2 separate regions of the Homo sapiens genome follow, and region 1 is linked to region 2. A link is a contact called in ENCODE POLR2A ChIA-PET data. All regions are on one chromosome and are shown on one strand. Each heading gives the region's core, a stretch centred on a gene start or an enhancer-like site at or near the end of the contact. The rest is flanking DNA. Distances are from core to core; before and after follow the strand shown.

Evidence for each region. ChIA-PET counts read pairs that join two places held with the same protein, here RNA polymerase II (POLR2A).
Region 1: POLR2A ChIA-PET joins it to region 2 with 10 read pairs in PC-9. The contact joins two enhancer-like sites. POLR2A ChIA-PET finds 5 or more read pairs at or near these places in 5 of 52 experiments (PC-9, T-cell, activated CD4-positive, alpha-beta T cell and 2 more).

The regions. Positions count from the first base shown.
Region 1 is chr5:95,892,830-95,897,223 of GRCh38, forward strand. ELL2 (elongation factor for RNA polymerase II 2) reads right to left here. Exons shown (of 12, transcript NM_012081.6): 9 at 2,799-2,862. Among named protein-coding and RNA genes, the nearest start is that of LINC01554, 43 kb to the left of the region's middle. Within about 2 kb of position 3,067, at least 3 of the 41 ENCODE cell types and tissues checked have a DNase peak (open chromatin) inside an H3K27ac peak, as active enhancers do.
Region 2 is chr5:95,835,872-95,840,467 of GRCh38, forward strand. The region is part of intron 1 of LOC124901029 (a long non-coding RNA gene); the gene reads right to left. LOC102724720 (a long non-coding RNA gene) reads left to right here. Exons shown (of 3, transcript NR_157807.1): 2 at 2,449-2,572. Among named protein-coding and RNA genes, the nearest start is that of LINC01554, 14 kb to the right of the region's middle. Within about 2 kb of position 2,325, at least 5 of the 41 ENCODE cell types and tissues checked have a DNase peak (open chromatin) inside an H3K27ac peak, as active enhancers do.

The DNA.
Region 1 (4,394 bases), core at 1,817-4,316, 58 kb after region 2:
ATTTTCTAAGTATAATTGAGACAGTGATAGTCTGCTGATGTAAAGCTGCCCTCCTGGTGTCTTAGCTATAAAAGGTACACTGCCAGCCAAGCAGTGAAGCAGTCCTTCCTAGGCATGGGCTGTATTGACTGTACACCAGAGGGAGCCCCGGGGTAAAAAGAGGTTCCTGGGGATAAGCATATATTAGCAACACAGCTAAACCGATCTTAAAACTTAGACTTAATTTGTTATATATTTATCGTGCTTTCTCAAAAGCATACCTTCAGTATTTTATTTAATAATTTCCTTAGGGAAATTATTCAATGACCACAGTTGTGTGGTCAACAACTGTGTTGCTATTATAGAAGAGATTATTTGGTTACACTGGCATTTTTAAGAAAAAAGTTGTCCTACTTTTACGAAAAATTGTTGTAGTTCTACAGTTGGCTGTTTATGTGGTGATGGAAAAAATTTTAAACAGTTTTGATAGCTTAACTACAAGTAAAAGTATTCTTATTACATAAAAATTAGAAATATTTTCGTTAAGTATGAATTATTCAAAGGTTGATAATTTAGGTTTTTTATTATTTTTTTGAGATGGTGTCTTGCTCTGTCGCCCAGGCTGGAGTGCAGTGGCACCATCTTGGCTCACTGCAAACTCCGCCTCCCGGGTTCACACCATTCTCCTGCCTCAGCCTCCTCAGTAGCTGGGAACCACAGGCACCCGCCACCACGCTCGACTAATTTTTTGTATTTTTAGTAGAGACGGGGTTTCACCATGTTAGCCAGGATGGTCTCGATCTCCTGACCTCGTGATCCGCCCACCTCGGCCTCCCACAGTGCTGGGATTACAGGCGTGAGCCACCGCGCCCGGCCTCGATCATTTAGGTTTTATAGTATATCCCTTTAGTTTTCTTATGAGGCAACTTAAGTTCTGTAGTTTTGGTAATTTTTCTGAAAATCCACGCTTTTTCACTATTTTTAGAAAATTTGCTATATCTATGTAAGACTAGTTTTTAGTTAATATAAATTGTGTTTATTTAAATAAATTAAGCGAACAATCACATAGTACTAGAAACATGACAAACATACAGAAATGCACCAAGGCAGATCCAGGAACCATCCTTAGATAAGTAACCTGAAAAAACCTTTTAAATATGAAATTAAGGCCAGGCTCACACCTGTAATCCCAGCACTTTGTGAGGCTTGAGGTGGGTGGATCACCTGAGGTCAGGAGTTCGAGACTAGCCTGGCCAATATGGCGAAACGCCATCTCTACTAAAAATACAAAAAATTACCCAGGCGTGGTAGTGGGCGCCTGTAATCCCAGCTACTTGGGAGGCTCCGCTTGAACCCTGGAGGTGGAGGTTGCAGTGAGCCGAGGTCGCACCATCGCACTCCAGCCTGGGCAACAAGAGCGAAATTCCGTCTCAAAAACAAAAAAAGGGGGGATTAACTAATGAACTTGGCAAAACACAACAGCCTTGAATCCATGGGCAAAAGTTTAGCATTGTTTTTTAGTTTCCCCACATGATTCTGTCGTATATAATAAGTATATGTCACTATTATAAAAAAGAATTCAAAAAAGAACAAGAGCACTGCATTGGCAGTTGCTACTCAAGGGGGCTGACATTTAAAGACTTCTAAGGAGAAGTCGTTTGCAGTTAAAGAGGTGAACCCCCTCAGCAGCAGAGCCAGAGGCTGTCCTGGAAGACTGGCTGCAGACAACTGACCCTTCCTGGGCCAACTAAGTGGTAGGTGATAGCTGCCTTTCAAGGCCCTCCTAGAGAACTCTAAAACCATACACTACCTCAGATGAGAGGGTACTCAGCAAGGTTTCTCAAGTTCCTGTTAGTTAAGAGATGATAACCAGCATTATGGTTTCATACTGTATCATTCCCCAATAAGTATAGCTTTCACACTACTGTTAAGCAGAAGTAACACATTTTAAATCTAAAATGATCTTTACTCTGGAAATGAAAAGGGCTAAACAGCATAGTTTAACATTGTCCACCATGAGATGCTACTAATAGAAAAAAAGTGTTCAGACAGCCCAGATTCCATTTTCCCTTTTACATTCTAGCTATTTTGCACATTTGTTCATTTTCAAAGCTATCCAAAGTCAGATTTGTTTGCTCTTTCCCTCTCCATTTTTCCAGGCTCTTGCAACTTAATTATTTTCTTCTTACAGAGGCCTTTTATTCTGCAAAAAAGCTAGAATTATGTGTCCAAGTTATAATTTCTGTGATAACCAGTTACAAAAATGTCCCCAGCTCAGCATTTAGCAACTTGTTGTCACAACAAGAAAACATTATAACCATTACTAAATTGAAATGATCAGATTTTACTCTTATCTCCTCTAAAAATTAATTTGAGGGCAGAACTTAAATAAAAATCAATCTATCTTTACACTTTGTATTATTATGTGCAGAGGTTCAAGCACTTTGTCAGCAGTAAACCATCCCTTTGGGGGACCCAAGTGAATGACTGTGCATTGATAAGACTGTCAGCTTTGAAGAGTCAGATCCCTAAAATCTTTCATAATCAAATGCTTAGCCTGGCCCCAGAACAAAGGACAGGATTCTCTATACTTAAAGGCCAACGAATACAGCTCAGAGCGGGGGGAGGCACAACCTGCTCATGCAGACAAGGGTAGATTTGGGATGAGCAGGCTAAATGGCAGCCTTTCAATTGCAAGGGTGGCTCCAGGACTCTATTTCTGGAACTTCTTACTTTTCTGATTTGCAAATTATGGGAAAAGAATTTGCAAACTTTCTAAAATTAAGCCGCTCTCTCCATTGGCAGACATATGAACTTACATCAAATAATCTGGGAGTTCAATTGCTGAAGGTTCCATGGAGGCAGTGCAATCCTCTTTAACTCCTATGAAGAAAAAAAACAAAATCAGAGCATTCATCAACTACGAAGGTTATCAAATGCCTGTAATTCTAAAATAGATTAGAAACATCTGGAACACTTTTCCTCAAATTCTATTCTTCCATCTCAATAAGCAACAGTGAGCAAGGAATACAATTGAACATGAACAATAGAGGCCCTATGACCAGCGCCAGCAGAACCGACGCCAGGCATTTAAAGCACCCTGGCTACTGCAGTGTCTGCACAATAAAGGAATTCCATCTTAACCCAAGGTCAGTCTTCTATTCTTTCAACAACAGTTGTGGCATCTGCCCAGCAATTCAAAGATTGTGGTGGCAGATGCAGCCAGACAATGGGAGATACAAATTTTACATCAACATCTACTTTTCATGGGATTCAAACAAGGCGGATGAGACAATAGAGTCAGGTAGCCGACTGCTTTGGTCACTGTATTTTTATTGCCTCCCTTTTTTGTATGCAGACAGTGGAATTTGGTAGAAAGTTTTCCCATTGGTTTAAAGTAATTTAAAATAAGGTATTATTGAATGTCGATTTATATTCCTATAATCTCTAGCACTCATAACACTAAACAGATTTTTTTTTTTTTAAGGACAAAAGAAGTGCTAAACATTGTGGCTACACAGTGAAAGTATGTAAATCCCTCAGTATGCCATTTGCTTAAATGCACCATGTCCAGAGGATATGTTTAGATTCTTTATCAGGGTAATTTTTTATCATTGAAAGTAGGGTTAAACTGATAACTCAAACCCTAATCATGCCCACTGGCAAAACATATAAAAGTGAATGTTAGGTAATTTCTCGGTTTAATATTTTAAAGGACAAAGTACCCTAAACAAATATTAATACATAGACTCTGAGTGCATGCTGCTCACCTATAAATTCATGCTTGGGTAAAAGAACATGCTTTTACGATAGTCTGAGTCTTAAAGAGAAAGGCATCAAGTGCAGGTCACCTGGCTTCCCTTCTGCCATAGACACCAGATAAATTCCAAAAAATGCAGGGGATGTGGGTCTAGAGCTTTCCTAACTTTGTAATTATCGCAACTGGTTCTGAAAGTTACTATATCCTCAGTAAAGAATTCAAAGAGACTAAGTCTGCTTCTCCAGGTCTCCAACTCTGAGAACACTTGGAACTCTGATGTAGATCTCAACATACTGAAATCCAGTTTTCCTGTCTCTAGCCTTTGACTCAGAAGCACCACCTGAGGGTGGAAAGTGTGGAGAGTGGAGTTTACCCAGTGGCTTATGAACTCTGAACATAGAGTTCTACTTCATTTCTTTTCCTGACCTGACAAATTCAACTATAAGAGTGTTGAGGGAAAAAGCTTACACCTACCTTTTGTGCCATTACATAGTATTATATTGACTGAAATATTTAAACAGAAATGCTTTGACATGCAATGTATCCAATCTAGATCAAGAAAAGCACATATCATATCATATTCTACAGCGGCTTCTTTGGAAGTAACACTAAAAGAAAATAGAGCTTCTCTCATATGGCAAAGATGGTCAATTAA
Region 2 (4,596 bases), core at 1,075-3,574:
ACCTTTGGAGGGTGCACCGGGAAGGGAGGGGACAAACAAGGAGGGTGCCGAGGCTGAGGATGGGCAAGCTAACTGGCCACAGTGCAAGCCCAAGGGGACGAGGGATTCCAGACTCTGGACACACGGCCGAAATAGCCAACTGTGGGCTCCTGGCTACAGAGGAGGTGAGTGGAGCCAGGAGAAGAAGATGAGAGAAGAGAATGGAGAGGCATTAAGTCAAGATGAAGAATAAAAACTGGTTCAGTGCCAGGGTTTAAAAAAACAATAATATTTTTAAAACGTTATGCCCAGTGACAGGAAATTCAGGCTCTGGGTGACAGGAAATTCAGTAGGCACTCGGTGGCTGCTGGGCTGCATGACTCAATTTGTGTAGCAATGTCGAATGCTGAAACAAAAAATAAAAGTTTTTTAAAAAATACTTTCAAGGTTTTGGGAAATATAATTTTGGTTAACATGACCCCACAATTAAATGAGGTCTATTTAATTAGGGAGGCAGTACTTCTGGAGGAAAACAAATTGCCTAGGCTGTCAATTTAGCAATGCAACAAAACATGAAATCAATAGTTTATTAATATCAGGTGTATGGGTATACACCTGCCTTATACAGAAGTAAGAGCTGTATTCACACACCTAGTTGCAAAGAAATTAAACATGAGCTGAGATGCTCAAAGAAAATGAATCACTTAGGGATAGAGCATCTCTAATTCGAAAGGACAGTTTGTCCCACCCAGAAACAATCTCTGGGCTCATGTGTAGATGGAACTGTCACTTGGAATGACTTGTCAAAAGGGCTTCAGGTAAAACTAAAGCTGAAACTGAAAGGTAAAACTCTGAGCTAATAATAACTATTGACCCACATCACCAGAAAGTTTTGGAAATGAATCAAGAGGAAACAACAGCCACTTAGCCCTTCCTCACCCAAGAATCCTCTCTGCCATTCCTTTCCATCCAGCACTTTTTCCCTGTGTAATAACTTTTGGCTCTCATATTTCATTACTCCTCCACAGAATATGAGGTTCAATTACAGGACTCTCACACAGATAGATGACAAGTGTACTTGTGACAAAATGTTCTCTAGTGGGCTTCTGGCTAATATATTTTTGGCACATCCAAATTATGAAAGAGGACACAATTGTTGGTAAAACCAAGGAAGGCATGTATGTGCTGAGTATTCTGTGTCTAAAATCAAAGTAGGCTGGGCACAGTGGCTCACGCCTGTAATCCCAGCACTTTGGGGGACCGAGGTGGGTGGATCATTTGAGGTCATGAGTTCAAGATCAGCCTGGCCAACATGGTGAAACCCCATCTCTACTAAAAACACAAAACTTAGCTGGGTATGGTGGCATGTGCCTGTAATCCCAGCTACTTGGGAGGCTGAGGCAAGAGAATCGCTTGAATCCAGGAGGTGTAGGTTACAGTGAACTGAGATCACAGCACTGCACTCCAGCCTGGGCGATACAGTGAGACTCCATCTCAAAAAAAAACCCCAAAAAACAACAAAAAAAACAAAAAAACACAAAACCACTCACAAAAAAACAAAAAACAAAGTGCAGAACCATGTGTATAGGATAATCTCTTTTTTATGAATATAAAAATCTAGGGTATGAAAACATTATATAATGTGTGTGTATATGGTTATATATGAATGAGATAGAGCTGTATATCCTAACATGAAACATTTCCAAGTGAAAAACATACTAAATTTGTTACTTTGCAAAGTAATATCTACATCTAAAAAATGAAAAATAAAAAAATGACACATGCATAGACGCATGTGCTGTGCAGCGTGGGTGCCTAGACAGGGTAGTAGGAGGAGGCACAGCCAGCCGTGGGCAGTGCGACCTTGAGGAGGAGTGAACTGGAGCGGGATGGTGCAGGTTTTCAGCTTTGCTCTGTAAACTTCTATATTATTTGAAACTTATACAATCAGGATATATTCCTATATGACTTATGTAAGAAAATAAAGAGAAACAGTAAGCACCAAAAATGAAAAGTGTGTAATCAACTCTTTGAGGCCTTCATAGGAAACTGGAGAACCAGACAGGAGTTAACACAAACATGAAATGACACATCCAGGTCTACTAATCATGACTACACTGGGAAAGAGGGGACAGAGAATTTGGTAGTCATGGCAGACCCAAGTATCTTACTTCTGCAGATTTGAGGAATACCAGAGAACTGTGAAGAGACTGAGCTTGAAAGTCCATCTCAAAAGGTCTTTGCCCTTCAGCAGTGACATGGCAGTGGGGAGGAAGGAAGAAAACAGGCTGTCTTTGTGTGGCTGGTGATGCCTAAGTGCTGGAGCGTGAGACAGTCCCCAGGCCCTGTGCCATAGCTGACATGCAGGAATAGGCGTTGGCACTGGGGAGAGCCAGTCTGCTTGTGACAGAAGCAGCAGATGATCAGAAATGGAGGGCGCTTTCTGACAATGACACCATCATCCCACAGGGAAGGAACATCTGACTCTTGGCTCCCACTAAGATGCTGCCAGAGCGGCTGGTCTCAAAGGGCAAAACAACAGCCCCTGATGGAAAGTCTTCACGACGCAGCCTCCGAGGTCCTTCCGCTCAAGGTAAGAGCCCTGCTTGCCTGGCTCTAACTGGATTCCTGAAAACACTCAGGCACAGGGCAAGCTGAGGAAGGGGTGGTGTGGGGCGGGGCGGTGGCAACAAGTCAGTCTTCTGAATCCCCTATCAAAAATCTGGGAAAGGTAGCTTTTTACAATGAGGGTTGGAAACACTGACACAGAGGATGCTGACTGGGGAGGTTTGGAGCCAACCATGGGACCAGGCCTGTCCATTACAATAGAACCAACAGGGCAACCTGGAGTCACATAGGCTAATCTAAACCAGCCTGACTGATCCCCATGTCCTTCCCAGGACTTCACTGCTCCAAGAGTAATCAGTCACGTGTCTCAGTAGCAGGAATGAAATCTTTGACCTCACAGCAAGTGAAGCTGGTGAAGGAACAGAAGAGAAGTGAGAATAGGTCCATCTCCACAATGAGGGGAGGACAGCATGGAAGAGGGAGTCCAGGCCCTGCCAGCTGAGGAGATGGGGACATAAGGCACAGCTGTGGTAACCCTGGGCCACCACTCTCCAGCGTCCCCAAAGCCTGCTGTGGTACTCTGTGGCTGCCCTCTGCATCCTGTCTGGCTACCAAGGCGAAAGGGTCTCAGCTGTTTAGGCTAGTGCCAGCCATGCTCCCTCTAATGCCTAAGTGAGGGTTCCGAGGCCTCCACTTCAGCATCTGGGATACTACAAGGGGGACCCAGGAGGAGAAGGGGCCCTAAACATGATCAGGGGATTTTGGCATCCAAACGTGTTGGCCTGGAGACTGTGGGGAGCATAGAAGCTTGGAGAACACACAGCAGGTGTTGATGTGAGGCTGGGCGATGGGGAAATGGAGACTGGGGTTGGGAAACCAACCCCTGGAACAGAGGAAACACAACGCCTTAGGCCTTTACATAACCAGCTTTCAACCTGTCTGCACAGGAGAGTCTCCTGGGAAGCTTTAAAAATACCTGTCTGGGCCCCAACCCGGAACAACTAAATTGGAACCCCAGGGGTCCTCTTGGACTTATGCTCCTTCTAGAGACCTTTCTTCCTCAGTGGAAAACCCACTCAAAGGTGTCTTTTCCGTCTTTGCCGGAAGGCAGAAAATTCACTTGGCACACAGGCTTCTCTGCCAAGTCTTGGGAAGTTTACCTACTCTGTGAGGTGCTGTTTCACTATGAAATTTACTCCCCGTGACGTTCAATCCAGGAAACTGAGTCTCAAGGACCCTGGCTAACAACGGCCCTCACCTCCCTTTGGGTGTATCCCCATTTATTTATGGAAAGTATTTTCTGCCACGTGAAGCACAAAGATTTACTGAGAGGAGGGTGTAGCAGAGTGGTGGGTTAATCCTGAGTGGAGTTGCTTTGCTGTGCAGGTAACTTCCTCTTCCCCCTTACAGCATGAACAGACAGGCCTTTGTGTTCTGAGTTCTTGATTCCCTTGTCCTGGGTGTGGAATGGACAAACACTAAGCTCTTTTGCTTTTTAGAATGGAGATATTGTTTTGAAATGTAAGCTGGAGAAAGGTAGGAGACAGCAACTAGGCTTTGAGAAGAAGGGAGTGGCCTGGCTCTGATGGTAGAGAGAGAGTGGCCAGTCTTGAGTGGTGGGGACTTGCATGCCACTCACCATCCAGCACCCAAGTTGAGATGTACATCTCAGGTGAACTGAGTGAACTGAGGCCATGGACACCTAGGGATGAGACCCGGAGTCTCAGGAACTGGGAGCCAAGTGAAAGGGCCAAAGACCTCGTCTGACCTGGAGATGGTGGGGGCCACCAGAGGAGCCTGCAGATGGGGGCATCGTCCTGGGGACCTGGACAATAAGCAGCTCACTGGCTACCATGCTGCACTAAAGGCCCCTGCCCAATGTTCCTGAATGGTGGAAACTCTAGGACTCTAGACTTCTTTGATCTTCCCAAGGGAGGGATAAGCACAAGGTGATTGGGGTCTGGGCCAGATTTAATTTTCTTTAGAGAAATTAAGAAATGTGGCAATTGTGTTTTTTTTTTTTTTTTTTTTTTTTGAGACAGAGTCTCA